Linked DNA regions of Mus musculus: regions 1, 2 and 3 are each linked to region 4. A link is a loop called in an ENCODE intact Hi-C map of the cell type or tissue named here. Cell type or tissue: left cerebral cortex. All regions are shown on one strand. Region 1 overlaps Gm36783 (a long non-coding RNA gene). Region 2 has its middle 49 kb from the start of Gm36840. Region 3 has its middle 17 kb from the start of Gm36783. Region 4 overlaps Ppp1cb (protein phosphatase 1 catalytic subunit beta).

Region 1 (2,500 bases), 230 kb after region 4:
TGGGGGTTGTTTCCAGGTCCTGCCCATAAGCTATGAGCTCACCTTCTTTGAAAAGCTAGATCTAAAGTACTGGATCTCAACCTGTGGGTCAAGACCCCCCTTCACGGGGTGAGGGGGCACCTAAGAATATCAAAATAACAAATACATCTAATGCAGAGCCCTTCTTCGTACCTCGTTTGTACACAAAAGTACTTGTTAAGGAAAATGAGAGTCCATCTGTCCTGAGAACACAACACCTTGCTATGGCTGGAGGTACCCCAGGGCCCAGAAGGCTCCGGCCCACAGCTCTGACACCTGGACCTGTTTTGCCTCACCGCTCTACCATGTTGGCCTTCCCCTTGCTTCCTCCTGTCCCTCCAATAATGACCATGGACAGGGAGAGGCCTAGATGATCAGAAGTGAACCTCAACAGGACCAGAGAAGCAGCTACACCCCATGAAACGACAACTCCAACCTCACCAGCCTGGCCATGCCACTACAAATTAAGTGATGTCCAAATACGTGGGGCAGACTCTGAGGCTCGGACAGTGGTAAGAGGCCAGAGGTGAGATGACCAGGTGTACTGGGTGGTTTTGTGTGTCAACTTCACACAACTGGAGTTATCACAGTTTCAGTTGAGAAAATGCCTCCATGAGATCCAGCTGTAAGGCATTTTCTCAATTAGTGATGGGGGGGGGGGGGGCTTGTGGGTGGGACCATCTCTGGGCTGGTAGTCTTGGATTTCTCTAAGAGAGCAGGCTGAGCAAGCCAGGGGAGGCAAGCCAATTAAAGCCATGGCCTCTGCACCAGCTCCTGCTTCCTGACCTGCTTGAGTTCCAGTCCTGACTTCCTTGGTGATAAACAGCAGTATGGAAGTGTAAGCCAAACAAACCCTTTCCTGCCCAACTTGCTTCTTGGTTGTGATGTTTTGTCCAGGGATACAAACCCTGACTAAGACACCAGGGTTTCTCTAAAACAAGATCAAAACCTGCCTGAAAAAATGATCCTTCCTCCCTCCCTCCCTTCCTTCCTTCCTTCCTTCCTTCCTCCCTCCCTCCCTCCCTCCCTCCCTCCCTCCCTTCTTTCTTTCTTTCTTTCCTTCTTTCTTTTAAATCAAGAAAAGCAAAGCAGCGTCCAGTAGGTAGCTGACTCTTTGTAAAGTGCTTACCATGCAAGCAGGCTCTGACCTGCCAGAGCCTGTGTTTTTAAAACAAAGCCAGGAGTGGTAGCATGCTCTGAACAGCCCCGAGCTGAAGAGGTAGAGACAGGAGGACTTCTGGGGCTCACTGGGCAAGCTCCAGTCTCAGAAACGAAGATGGAAGAACTAGAGGGATGGCTCTACCCTTCAGAGCATTCGCTGCACTTACAGAGATTCCCCAGTTCAGTTCCCTGGAACCACAACCACCCAGTAACAGGAGATGGGGGGAGGGAGGGCTTTGACACCCTCTTCTGGCCTCTGAGGGTACTGCACATGTGCAATACACATAGCACACACAGGGAAAACGCTCTAGAGCATAAAACACAATAAATCTCTTTAAAAAAGAATGTTGGCCACACTAATTAAATTAATTAAAGGCACATGCCTTTAATCCCAGCACTTGGGAGACAGAGGCAGGTTGATCTCTAAATTCAAGGTCAGCTTGGTCTACAAAGCAAGTTCCAGGACAGCCAGGACTACACAGAGAAACTCTGTCTTGAAAAAGAAAACCAAATCAACCAACCAACCAACCAAACAAAAACCCAAAACAAATAAACAAAAGCCCACCACTGCCACCAACAAGAACAACAAAAAGGAATCAGTTAAAAATAATCCAATAAACCACACACACATGTGGGGCACACCTGAACACATGAACAAAAGCACAAGCAATCTTCACACAGAACAAAGAGAAAGAAGAAGAATGCAAAGTTATCTGAGCGCAAACACCGTGATTTTTTAAAAATCTGCACAGAGCCTAGCTGCCTTGTTATTTTTAACCCTGGTCATTCCAAAAGAGCAAGAGCAGAGTTGAGCTTTAGGGGGCAAAGAGCCTTTTACAAATGTCTGTATTAGTAAAGTGTTTTCAAAGAGATTTATCTTTTTAAAGTAAATAAAGAAAAAATGTCTAAGTAAATAATTAAGTAAATGAATTGTAAATAGCCTAGACTTGACATTCACAAAAACTCTCCATTTCCATTGACTGCAGCTTCTCTCTGGAATTACTCAGCATGAGTAAATCTACAGTTTACTCTCTGAGAGAGAATTTAGGCCAGTTGGTACGCTAGAGGACAGTTGTGCCATCACACTGCGGGGGTACCCCCTGGGTCCACCTGGTGTCATGATTGAGACAGAGCCCTGCCATCCATCAGGCCAAGAACCCCTCCAAGGAAGGAAGAGGAGGGAAGTCCTGCCAAGTCCCCTAGTAGAATCTCACTAACCTCTTTCTTCTTGGCACCTCCTTCTCAAGCCCCTCCACAAAATGACTTCAGAGGGAGCTGCCTCTGTCCCTTGAAACAGTTGTATAGGTGGCCAAATATGAGC
Region 2 (2,500 bases), 57 kb after region 4:
AAATCATCCATTCACTTAATCTTGGTCTAGGAAAGCAAAATGAGTAACTATTCTTGGGCTTCTTATCATGTAGCTCTCCTCATATCATTAATATGAATGTACTTTAAAAGGTACATTTTAAAAAACACAACACAAAACAGGAGCCTGGACAATAAGGTTCAGTGGGCAAAGGCACCTGCTGCTGCCAAGCTGGACCATCTGAGTTCCATCCACAGGGTCACATTAGGCAAGCACTGATTCCGGAAAGATGACCTGTGACATACAATGTTGCACATACATACCCCTGTAATAAAAATTACAATATAGCCAATTGGGGTTTTTTGTTTTTTGGGTTTTTTTTTTTAACAAAGCACCTTTGTTTATACAAGGTAAATCCAGAATTCTAGAGATCTTTTTTATCCTATGGCCTAAACACACATTAGAAGAACGATTGGTGAGCCAGGTGGCGGTGGCGCATGCCTTTAATCCTAGTACTTGGGAGGCAGAGGCAGGTGGATCTCTGAGTTCAAGGCCAGCTTAGTCTACAAAGTGAGTTCCAGGACAGCTAGGGATACACAGAGAAACCCTGTCTTGAAAAACAAACAACTGAGTGAATGAGTGAATGAATGAATGCTTTGTACTTTCTACCCCAAATAGCAGAAAGGCCCTGTGCTACTAACCTAGCACAGATGGATGCCCAATAGCCTCTTGTGTAGCCTTGGTTAATGACAGACAAGAGGCATGTCCAGGGCACCTGTACATGTGTAGATGCATGGGCTGTCTGGGTTTTGGTACTCCATCCCAAGGATGTATGTACCTCATGCCTTTGAGGCTCAGGCCTCAAACCTCTCTCTGCCGTTGCCCTGGGCTGCGCTGCATGGTTTGAATCTGCTAGCTTGGCCTGGAGGTAGAGCAGGATTCCCCCCCCCCCCCCTGCTCCCTCTCATCATCCTACCCATCCTACCTAGGGTGAGGATCAGGGATCTGGGCCTGGAGGAGGGAAGACTTGACTGATTGCACTGGCCTCCCCCAAAGCTCCTTTTAGCAATCTGAGCCAGAGCAGGCTGTTCCACCTTCCTGTAACCTAGCAACTCCAGCCCCTGACAACTGATGTATTGGAGAAAGCTTAACTCTCCCTAAGCAGGTTTGTTTGCTTTTCTCCAGCTTTCCTTCCTTACCTCCTCCTCTCACCCACCCCTTTAGCTCTCATTCCCCTTAATTCTTTTCTCAGTCTTTGACTGTCATTTTACCTTCTGTCCTGTGGATTCCACGCCCATCCTCCCATCCGCCATCCTCAGGTGGCTCCTCTGTGGTAGACAGAGCGACCTTGCTAATAACACTCAGTTCTAATGAGCTTCCTACTATGACCAGTCTTCAGCTTCGTGTGTTAACTCCTAACCACCAAGGTGATAGCTTGGGAGGTGAGGCTTGGCGAATAATTGAATCTGGAGGGAAATAAGAGGAAAGAGAAAAAGAGGCCCAGGAGAGCTGACTTCCCCTTTCCCCACAGAAGAACTTCAGACAACCTGTGTATAAGGAAGCTGTTTCCTTCAGAAGGGGCATCGATCAGCTAGTGCCTCTGTGCTGTGTTTCCGGGCTCTGCACCTTTGAGAGCACATTGCAATTGTTTATTAGCTACTTGACTTACGGCATTCTGCTACAGGAGCTGGACTGGCCAGATATTCCCTGTGTCTGTGTTTGTCTCTTTCTCTTCAATACTCAAGGTGGAACCCAGAACCTCACACACTCTAAGCAAGTACTCAGCCACCGAGGTACATCTCCAGCTCCTCTTTTTCTTTTTGAGATGGGGTCTTGTTTCATTGGCAGGCCAGCCTTGTACTCTATAGCCTAAGCAGGCTTTGAGATTTTCATCAACCTCCTGAGTAGCTGGGATTACAGGTCTGGGTCTGTAAGCCTTGTCACACTCATATCTTGTGTCAAACCTTTTGCTAGCTCCCCAAAGAACTATCCAGAAAACCCTTCAACAACTAGCACTGCCTTTCTATTGAATGTGCCCCTCCCCCTCACGTTCTTACCTTCTGCCCTCACCTTGGTTGTAGTCCTTTTCTTTGTCCCCCATGCCTATTGTGCATATTGTCCCTCCACAAGGAATGCCCTATCTGCTCATTTAGTTTTGTGATACTCTTCAAGATTTAACTTGGGTTCCTCTGGGAAGCTTTTCTTCCCCATCACTCGGACACAATTGGCCACGCCCTCCATGCAACCGCCCACCTAATACCTACCTGTACCTGGGGGTGTACAGGTGCGCTTGCCCTGTGCAGGCTGCTTTATAGGGATTCATTGTGAGGGCATAGAGAATTTCTCTTTCTCTAACAAGTTTCCAAAGCTCAGCCTGATGCACAGGGACATGAAGGGTGAATAAGAAAACGGAAGAAGGAGGTAGATAAGGAAGGGAGGAAGGAAGGAGAAGGGAAGGTATGGGGAAAAGAGGGAAGGGAAGAAAGATAGGAAGGAAGGAGGGAAGGGGAGGGAAGAAAAGGGAAGTGAGAAAGTACAGGAA
Region 3 (2,500 bases), 250 kb after region 4:
TCCCTTTTGCGGAAAGGAATGCCCAGGAAGGGAAGCTCATTGGCTGAACACTTAGGGCCTATCTAGATATCTCATTAGCATGGAGAACTCCAGGTGTTTATGCTACGTGACTGTCACGTGGGGTGTCAAGTAGAGTTTGTCAGGGAGCTGGCTCCACCCCTGCCACTCTCATTCTGAGATTCCCCAGGGTCTGAGCCTGTTCAGCCTTACCAGTTCTGTCCAGTGGCAATGTCAACTTACCCCACAGTGGCATGCTGACCAGCTCAAACTACTAACCAGGCCTAAATCCAGGGCACTGAGTTGACCCACCCCAAAATCTATCTCATTTGCAAACAGCTTGGACACATAAAAGGGACAGTCCTGCTGACCCAAAGCTGCAGGACCTCCATGACACAGGGCAGCCACAGGATAATCCAGAGGAGTCCCAGTGAGGACTCAATGCTGACAGTGTCACAGAAGCCAGACCAATGACACATTGCAGTGACTATTTGCAAGTGAAGGTGTGTGGACAGAGGGATAGACTGTTGGACACACTGTGACATGCTACAGCTTCCACCACGAGATGTTTTCTATGCTTAATTTTCTGGGTTTTTGTTGTTGTTTGTTGGTGGTGGTGTGAAGTTTTTGTTTTGTTTTGTTTTGTTTTGTTTTTTTGGAAGGGAGGTTGCAAGGGTGAAGGGCAGAGATGAGGGGGTGGGAAGATGAGTAGAACTGGGGTGCAAATGACCTCACAAAGAATCAATAAATTTTTTTTTTAGTTTTTCAAGACAGGGTTTCTCTGTATAGCCCTGGCTGACCTGGAACTCACTTTGTAGACCAGGCTGGACTCGAACTAAGAAATCCGCCTACCTCTGCCTCCCAAGTGCTGGGGTTAAAGGCGTGCGCCACCACGCCCGGCAGTTATTTTTAAAAATTAAAACCTGTATATGGAAAGGCGGCTCAGTGGTTAAGAGCACTTGCTCCTCTTTTTGAAGACCCTGATTTGGTTCTCAGAACCCATGTGCTGAAACTCCAGTTTCATGGATCTGATGCCCTCCTCTGGCCTTTGCCGGTACTGCATGCACATGGCGACTTAATAGACACAGGCAAATACCCACATGCATAATTTTTACAAAGAAAACTGAAATTCGAATTCTCTAAAACAGAGAGAGACAGAGACAGAGAGACAGAGAGAGAGGTGAGGGGAGGAGAAGGGGGAGAGGTGGGGGCAGAGGTGTGTGCAGTGACACAGAGGGGTCTGTGGTTACAAATGACCTTTAGGCAATTACAAAGCCACTTCGTGCCCTGTCTCACTCATACCCACTCACACTGGGGATCCCCTAAGTGACCTTGCCATTCCCTGCTTTTCCCAGCAAAAATCTTGGCTCTGTCTTAAAATAAAAAATTGCAATGAAGCCAAGGTGTCAAAGTGAGAGTGGGCAAGAAAATGTTTAAAGGGTCCCTTTGGTTGCTGTGTGGAAACAGGGCAGGAAAGGAGAAAGGGTGAAAATGGGAAGGGTGGCTCAATGAAGACCATCAAAGGACAAGAAAGGCTGGGACCACCATTCTTGCATACGGGCCTTCCAGTTTCACTCTGGCTTCTTTGCAAATCTATGCTGGCTCTGTCACTCTTCTGCCACACCTTCTCGAGTGACATCCCACCTTATTAAGGGGTAGATGGGACAGGTGGGTTTTGCTGAGGTCACGAAATGTGTTTCCTGCCCCTTCTCTAGTCTTCTCTATCCCACGTCTTCTGGTGCGTGCTCTAACCACTTGGCTTCCTGCTTGTTCCCACACAGCCCAGTTTCCTGGCTCACAACTTCTCCTTGGTGTCTCTGATAACCACAAGGCTCACTCCCTCAGTTCTACTACTCAAATACTGCTTTTTCCAAAACTTCGCTAAATAAAACAGCAAAGCGTGTCCCACCCCATCTTGCTCCAACACTCGGGGCCTTCCTTCATCACCCTTAAATCCATGTTAGATGAGCAAATGAACATCTAAGATTTGAACAGAAAGTACAGACACAGCTCTGAGAGTGCAAAGGAACAGAGCTGTTACTGATTCAGCCGCCTGCTTGGTTAGCCTGTTATGTTATAGTATTTAATCTCCATTACCGTACCCTTAAGTAATATATTACCATTCACTTATAGGTAGATAGGAAAGACCAATGAAGTTTAGTATTGTTCCAATATCACATGTGCATGTTAAATGGTAGTAGGAAAACTTAAATCCATGTCTGTATAACTACATATATATTATATAATTGATTATATATGTATAATATTGCATATATTTTTTTTTCACTCATTTCTCCCAGGACTCACTTTGGCTCAGTTGAGGGGAGAGGATAGAGTATTTGGGAAGACTTTCTGAAGAAAATACCACCCCATTCTTCAAGAAGGTAGAGTCATATGGAGGCTCTCAGATCTACAATAAGATAGAGTTAAATGGGGGCTCTCAGATCTACAAGAAGGTAGAGTTATATGGAGGCTCTCAGATCTACAAGACATAAATAAATAA
Region 4 (2,500 bases):
ATATTTTAAGTGCATACACTGTGAAATGGCTGAACACACTGAATCCACACATTTTATCTACCAAGGATGTCATATTTATCATACTGGTCCTTAGAGCACACATTCTCGAAGGTTCTCTTCACACTTTCAATACAATGACCACTAACTGTAGTCTTGCTATGGATAGACGTCTTTAACTATAATTACATATCTTTTAATGTTCACTTTCATTTAGGACACACAAAATATATAACCTAGACATCTTTAACTATAATTATGTATCTTTTAATGTTCACTTTCATTTAGGACGCACAAAATATATAACCAGGTTATTCTGTTCTGCGAGGCAACTTTACAGAATAGCACCACTTGAATTTGAGTTAAATTAGCATGTAATACTGAAAACTAAAGTAGGCTGCCCGGCAGAGGTGGTGCATGTCTCTAATTCCCAGTATTTGGGGAGGCAGAGTTTGAGGCAGCCTGGTCTACAGAGCAAGTTCCAGGATAGCCAGGTACAGAGAAACCCTGTCTCAAAAAAAATTTTTTTTTCAAGATTGAATTTACTCACTAGAAAATCCAAGACTTCAAAATTTATTTGAACAGGTTTAGGCTTGGGGAGGGAAGGAGGGACTGGTAATATTTTAGAGTAACAACAAAAGCAGTCTTCGTCTGGATTAAGGAACAAGAATGTAACAAAACTACTAATAAATTGTACATTCAAAGCAGGAAGAGCAGGAAGGCTAGCACACACTGAGAAGCCACTTGTTTATACTGAGCTGCTTGAGTGAGGAGTGAGCCTTATCTTTGACTCCTGGTGCCTGGCAGTGCAGTCAATAAACACTTGCTATATTAGAAAAAAAGAACGTATTCTTACCCAAGAAGGGGGGACTGGTGGGTGCTGGTGACTGATGATAGAACCAAATATTTAACAATGATATAGCTCAGGCTACTTTCCCCTTTTTCTCTACAACTCCCACTCTATTAGTTGTATTTAAGCATCTGTAACTGTATAGAAGTACATTTGATTTAAAGGCTTCTAGATCGGTTTAAAATACATGCATCTGCTATAAGGTATTTATGAAAAATTAAAAATATTAATAAACTGCGATAAAATCTGATCCAAATTTAATTTAAAATTTAGATTATATGAAAACAGTGGTGGGCTTAAATTCCCCTTCTCCGAAGAGTAACAAGATATAAAGATTTAAAATAACTATATTTCCCTAATAGAGCCAGCCATGTACTACAAGCATAAATTTTTTTTAACTAAACAAATTTCTCACAGACCCAGCAAGATGTTTCTATCAATTAAAGACCACAAAATCCCAAGCAGTAAACACAGCAAGCACCAGGGGGCCTCCCAGGAATAACTTGATACTAAAGGAGAAGGTAAATAAGAAAGAGTTCCTGGTAAAAGTTCTGCCTTTTTCTCAGCCTTAAGGCTGCTGGAAAGCTTTTACATCTGGAGCATATAAACAGAGTTGTTTTGTTGTTGTTGTTGTTTTAAACAGAGAATAAATACTTCGTACTTTAACTAGTTAAAGAAAAGTCACCCCTCTCCACGCTCTTTGGTAAAATTCCAAACACAAACAGCTTCGCTGTAGTAAACACACGCATTCATTAGGAGGCTGACAAAAAGGACTCTTAACCACTCAAAAACGCAATTCTTTTTTACACACTCCACAATTAGTGACGACGCAAATTTTATAGCGTAAAAGGGTTCTTTTGACCAAGACCCGCCTTTAACTTCGAACAGTATCCCCCAACGGACCAATACATTTAACTACTGGCCTCTCCATCTCCTCTTTTCTCCTTATGTTCCCACCAACACAAAACTAATCGATAAAAGCATAAGAACCCGGAACTTCAAATGCTGAGAACACTTGTAAAATACCTTTTAAGCTCAAGAGATTATTCACAACAGACATTTGCTAAGTTTGTGCAGAAATTAAACTCGGCTCAAACATGTTTAAAAAAAAAAAAAAGCCCCCAAATCAACCCCTTCAGCACATGTATCCGGGCGTTTCGTATTTCTAACGGACGTCTTTAACCTGATTCAGGATTTTTACTGTTTTTTTATACTCCAGATAATAAATGGTAAACTAGTCATCGTATCCTCTCCCTAATTCTTTCTAGAGCATCCAGTAAAATGCAAACGATCCGAGAGCCTTACTGGGAAGGTTTTATGTAAAATTCACTACCGGAACGACCATCGGAGGCTGCCAAGGGCAACGCACAAAGAGAACCGAGAAATACACATTCCACGGACACACAAAGCCCAGCGGCAGGCATCCTCGCCCCTTCTTCGGAACGGTCTGCAGAGGCCAGCACAGCGGCCAAGCGGAGCCCGGCCGCCTCTCGGGAAGACTGTACCAGCCGATGGGCCTCCGGCCTCGCTCGGCCCGGCCTCCCCGCCTGCCCGCCCGCCAGCCCGCGCTCCTGGCCTCCTGGGGCACCCGGCCCGCCCGCCCGCCCGCCCGCCTGCCCTCCTCTCCGACCTCAGCTCGAGCGGGAAGGGCCC

What was found. Hi-C counts contacts between places; a loop is a spot of excess contacts. Peaks named below come from ENCODE experiments on the same cell type or tissue, not always from the same donor. Only the 100,000 strongest peaks of a DNase experiment are listed, where the experiment ranks them.
Region 1: it touches region 4 in a loop (2.2-fold over the local background); 2 of 42 quality-filtered maps call a loop at or near these places.
Region 2: a loop joins it to region 4, with 2.2 times the contacts of the local background. A loop is called at or near these places in 10 of 42 quality-filtered maps.
Region 3: it touches region 4 in a loop (2.2-fold over the local background); 2 of 42 quality-filtered maps call a loop at or near these places.

The regions. Positions count from the first base shown.
Region 1 is chr5:32,229,491-32,231,990 of GRCm38, reverse strand. The region is part of intron 2 of Gm36783 (a long non-coding RNA gene); the gene reads left to right. Among named protein-coding and RNA genes, the nearest start is that of Gm36783, 1.8 kb to the left of the region's middle. In left cerebral cortex, a CTCF peak has its summit at 1,438 (motif pointing left); no DNase peak of the experiment used is centred here.
Region 2 is chr5:32,402,292-32,404,791 of GRCm38, reverse strand. No RefSeq gene overlaps it. Among named protein-coding and RNA genes, the nearest start is that of Gm36840, 49 kb to the right of the region's middle. In left cerebral cortex, no CTCF peak of the experiment used is centred here; a DNase peak (open chromatin) is centred at 1,061.
Region 3 is chr5:32,214,237-32,216,736 of GRCm38, reverse strand. No RefSeq gene overlaps it. Among named protein-coding and RNA genes, the nearest start is that of Gm36783, 17 kb to the left of the region's middle. In left cerebral cortex, a CTCF peak has its summit at 1,056 (motif pointing left); a DNase peak (open chromatin) is centred at 1,036.
Region 4 is chr5:32,459,446-32,461,945 of GRCm38, reverse strand. All of the region lies in intron 1 of Ppp1cb (protein phosphatase 1 catalytic subunit beta), which reads right to left. Among named protein-coding and RNA genes, the nearest start is that of Ppp1cb, 1.7 kb to the right of the region's middle. In left cerebral cortex, CTCF peaks have their summits at 1,314 and 2,326; DNase peaks (open chromatin) are centred at 1,336, 1,699 and 2,270; H3K4me3 peaks cover 1,944 bases; H3K27ac peaks cover 1,140 bases.